Regions from separate parts of the Mus musculus genome. Here region 2 is linked to region 1. A link is a loop called in an ENCODE intact Hi-C map of the cell type or tissue named here. Cell type or tissue: gastrocnemius. All regions are shown on one strand.

The links. Peaks named below come from ENCODE experiments on the same cell type or tissue, not always from the same donor. Only the 100,000 strongest peaks of a DNase experiment are listed, where the experiment ranks them.
Region 2: it touches region 1 in a loop (3-fold over the local background); 3 of 42 quality-filtered maps call a loop at or near these places.

What each region holds. Positions count from the first base shown.
Region 1 is chr3:79,613,667-79,616,166 of GRCm38, reverse strand. Etfdh (electron transferring flavoprotein, dehydrogenase) reads left to right here. Exons shown (of 13, transcript NM_025794.2): 6 at 166-243; 7 at 1,021-1,167; 8 at 2,405-2,500. Among named protein-coding and RNA genes, the nearest start is that of Etfdh, 14 kb to the left of the region's middle. In gastrocnemius, no CTCF peak of the experiment used is centred here; no DNase peak of the experiment used is centred here.
Region 2 is chr3:79,068,625-79,071,124 of GRCm38, reverse strand. It overlaps Rapgef2 (Rap guanine nucleotide exchange factor (GEF) 2), which reads left to right. Exons shown (of 24, transcript NM_001310536.2): 21 at 910-1,135; 22 at 1,677-2,236. Among named protein-coding and RNA genes, the nearest start is that of Gm52609, 13 kb to the right of the region's middle. In gastrocnemius, no CTCF peak of the experiment used is centred here; a DNase peak (open chromatin) is centred at 1,052.

The DNA.
Region 1 (2,500 bases):
AAATGAGAATGTCAGAATAGTACAATTTCTCAACTTCAGGATTATGCTTTTTACTTCCCCCGGCCCCTTCTTGCTTCACAAATAAACTGTAATCATCATCATTTCAAATATGTCAAAGTTAATATGAATCTGAGATAATAATAAATTTACTTTTATCATTTTTAGGTCCTTTATCATGAAGATGGTAGTGTAAAAGGAATCGCCACTAATGATGTAGGCATACAAAAGGATGGTGCACCAAAGGTATACCTTTTAATAGTTATGTGCTGAACAAGAGCTAGCAGGGCACACTGCCCATCTGCAGTCCCAGTACATGAGAGGCTGAGGCTGAGGTTCGAGACCAGCCTAAGCTACCTACATACAAGATCCTTTCTCAACAAAAAGAACCAACTCAAGCTCAATGTTTAGGTCTTCCTATAAGCCGCACAATATGTGGGCTTTAGAATATAATTAAGAATAGTACTGTTTTTTACAGTTGCTTAAAAAAAAAAAAAAAAAAAACGGAGGCAAGTTTGAGCTCAACACAAGTATAACATGTTGAGTGCAGTCTACCTATGCTTAAATGGATGAATGTAACTAGGCTGGTGAGATGGCGTAGCGGTTAAGAGCAGTGGTGCCTTGTTCTTCCAGAGGTCCTGAGTTCAATTCCCAGCTGATCTGAAACCCTCTTCTGGCATGCATGTGTACATGCAGACAGCACTCACATTTAAAAATTACAGCTGGGCGTGATGGCGCACGCCTTTGATCCCAGCACTCAGGAGGCAGAGATAAGATGTAACTAGGTTCTCTATGGTATCTAATTCATATTTTCTTTTCATGACTCATAAGTAAGAGGACGGCCTTTGCTTCTGATGGAAAAAGCAAAGTCAGGAATGTACGGAGATGGAAATGTAGATTCTACTTATAATAGACAGTCCCGATAGTTTCCTTCCAGTACATAGGTCTACCATGTCTTGTGTACCTAAATTATTGTTTAGTTTATCAAATATTGTTGTTTTTTAACATGTTTTTGCTCTTCAGACAACATTTGAGAGAGGACTGGAACTGCATGCCAAAGTCACAGTCTTTGCAGAGGGTTGCCATGGACACCTAGCCAAGCAGCTTTATAAGAAATTTGATCTGAGGGCCAGCTGTGATGCACAGACTTACGGAATTGGTTTGAAGGAGGTATCCTGGTTTGCTTGTACAATTTTAATCTTAAATGATGGGATTTAATTTGTACTATCATGTAGTTTATAATGCTGATTTAATTTTACACTTCATTTTTTTTTCATTAATCTAAGCTGTTCCTTATAACTAAAACTAAACAGGTCAAATGATTGCCAAAATTACATCTACAGTAACTTGTAAACTTGAAAATATTTGAACCTTAATATTTTTCATAACCTGCCCTTCTATGGCTGTCTCATGTGTTGCTTTTAGAATGGCCACATCTTAAAAAGAATTATTTATTCAAAATTATGTGAAAATATTTCAGGAAATAGACACTGTATATTGATCTAAAATTTAGTAAAGTTAAATGTATATTTTCTTAATTTATTCTATACTCTATTAACCCTTTAAACTTTGTTTGCAGTGCTAGGGATTAAACTCAGGACCTTGAATATGTTAGGCAAACATTCTACTTGAGCTACATCCCAAGCTAATTTAAGCATTTTAAGAAATCTTCCTGCCTACCATTTTAAGAAATCTTTGCACTACCATGACCAGCATATGTATGTATGTATGTATGTATGTATGCATGCATATATGTATGTATGTATGTATGTATGTATGTATGTATGTATGTATTTTAAAGGGCTTGGGATGTCATAGAGTGCTGCCTAAAATGTATGAGGGTCTGATTTCAATCTCCAGCATTGCAAAAATAAATAAATAAATAAACAATTCAATATTTTGTGAATAAAAGCTTGCATTGTGGGGGGGAGGGTATGGGGGACTTTTGGGATAGCATTGGAAATGTAATGAAGAAAATACCTAATAAAAATATTAAAAAAAAAAAAAAAGCTTGCAGTGAACAACGATCCCATTGTGAGATGGCTGAAGTAAGAGAGGTAAACTGACAGATCTGAATTGTGCTACTCCATTGATTTCCCCATGCCTGCAACAGTGAGCGCGCTTACGTAGCCAGTACTACAGAAAATTTTCAATAATTTTTTTTTTGTACTCCCACAAAAGAAGTTCTTCATTTGAAGTGCTAATGGGTTCATAACTTTTGTGACCCACTTCTTTATGTTGGTTTAACAGGCAATCATTTGATTATAATACTTTTTAGTGTACAAAATAATTTTTGTGCGCTTTCATGTGCGCTTTCATGTAATTAATATTACACAGTATTACATGTTACATAATATTAATATAATTAATACTGTAAGACCTCATGGACTTTGTTTTTTGGTTTTAGTTATGGATTATTGATGAAAAGAAGTGGAAACCTGGAAGAGTAGATCACACTGTTGGTTGGCCCTTGGACAGACATACTTATGGAGGCTCTTTCCTT
Region 2 (2,500 bases), 550 kb after region 1:
AAGAAGCCTCTCAGGACAGGAAATGAACATGTATTGAGCCAGAGCAGGGCTGAGGAAATGCATGCTACATCCTTCAAAACAGCTATCTTGTAGGTCATTCAGCTAATACAATATTAATGTTGAGAAAATAGATGACAGGAATCCAAAAGTACCTTCTTCGTGTCTTATCCTTGTATTCGTGTCTCCACTTAAACTCTAAAGAATGTGTGGCTACTTCCTAGTGGACTTTGGTGACATTCTCGAAAAGTCAAAACATCTGTTGACATCTGTTGAAAGTAAGACACTCAGACAGGCACAGTGGCGCACACCTTTAATCCCAGCACTAGGGAGGCAGAGGCAGGTGGATCTGAGTCCAATGGTCTACAGAGCCAGTTCTAGAACAGCCAGGGCTATACAGAGAAACCCTATCTTGAAAAATAAAAAAAGAAAATAAGACACTTGCTGTCAGCAGTTTGAGAGTTGGGTCCATACTTCTAAAACTGATGGGTTCTTCTTGATGGAGTTTGGTTGTGGGAGGTTTTGCTTCCAGTTTTGTTTGTGTTGTCTTACTCTGCTAAGATTGCAATTGATGCCTCAGACAAGCCAGACAAGTGCTCAGTCATTGAGCTGTTCTCAGCTGAGTCTTTACTAAGCAGTGTGTTTGTAGCTAAGGAAGCAAGAGTAGTTGAGACACGTCATAGTTTCTTCATCTTTACCAAGAGTGCGTAACAATAGATACTTTTCTCACCATTGAATAAGTAACTTACACTTTATTAGAGTAAAATTTGAATCTCTTAGTCTTCAGGTATTTATACCTTCTTGAATAAACCCCCATTTCATTGTCAACTTACAGTTTTTGCCCATTTGGTGGACCTGTTTAGTTTTTGAAGCTTAAAATATCTAACTACTACATTTACCTTTCTCACTCAGGTTATGCACTGGCTCTCAGTGGCACCGTGGATAATTTCTCAGATTCAGGTCACAGTGAGATTTCTTCACGATCCAGTATTGTCAGCAATTCTTCTTTTGACTCGGTGCCAGTCTCTCTGCATGATGAACGGCGCCAGAGGCATTCTGTCAGCATTGTGGAGAGCAACCTAGGTGTGGGCAGGATGGAGCGGCGGACCCTGATGGAGCCTGATCAATACAGCTTAGGGTAAGCGTCTGTTCCTTGCGATCTTTCCTGTCTCTCTCTGTGGGTCTGTGAGTAAGTGCCGTGCTATTTTTGTTGTGCAGTCTGCTTTTGTAATGTGTTTACTCCTTGTGGCCTTCCTTCTTCTGGAGGAAGACTGCAGCAGTAGTAGACACAGTCCAGTCTCTGTCTGATCTGCCTTCCATGGGTAACCAGAGTATATTCTGCCACCCTGAACCTTGTAAGGAAAGTGTAAGTGCCCCTTCTTTGTAGCAGGCTGTCCTTCCCTCCCCATGTTTGCTTTGTAAGATGAATGAGCAATATGGCAGATCTCTGATCCCATTCAAGAGTACTTTCTTCCTCTCTAGGGTGGAAGAAAGCTGCCTTTCTAAGGGGAAAGATTTGTATAGGCATGGCAGCTCATGTCTATCATCCTAACACTTAGGCTGAGGAAGAGGTTCATGAGTTGAAGGCCAGCCTAGACTTCAAACCAAGAGCTTGTCATCAGCACAAGGGTGTTTGTTTAACAGCCTCACATCTTCCTTTCCTGTGTTTTGCTGGATAGGTCGTATGCCCCAGTGTCTGAAAGCCGAGGCCTGTATGCCGCAGCGACGGTCATCTCTTCTCCTAGCACAGAGGAGCTTTCCCATGACCAAGGGGACCGTGCTTCCCTCGATGCTGCTGACAGCGGTCGTGGGAGCTGGACATCATGCTCAAGTGGTTCCCATGACAACATACAGACCATTCAGCACCAGAGAAGCTGGGAAACACTGCCATTTGGGCACACTCACTTTGACTATTCAGGGGATGCTGCAAGTATATGGGCCTCCGGTGGCCATATGGACCAAATGATGTTTTCTGATCATAGCACAAAATATAACAGACAGAATCAAAGTAGAGAGAGTCTTGAACAAGCCCAATCCCGGGCCAGCTGGGCGTCTTCCACGGGCTACTGGGGAGAAGACTCAGAAGGCGACACAGGCACTATCAAGCGAAGGGGTGGGAAGGATGTCTCCGCTGAGGCAGAGAGCAGCAGCATGGTGCCCGTGACTACAGAGGAAGCCAAACCTGTCCCTATGCCTGCCCACATAGCTGTGACGCCGAGCACTACCAAGGGACTCATCGGTAAGTGTGGAAATGGAATGTTAGGGGGCACACCTGAACCATGGCTGTAACCTAGTTACTATGGAAACTGGCTCCTCTCTCAGTTGTCCATTGCCACATATGGTTCCAAATCAGCAGTGTGGTCCGAGCTGAAGTGACTCAGCCTTAGCGCTAAGTTGGTGGTCAGAGATTCATTTAAACATTCGGTAAAGATTAGCCCTCAGCCCACAGTGAATAGTTTCTTGCTGTGGCTATTATCTTGTCTAAAGTTTTTTTTCATTTTAC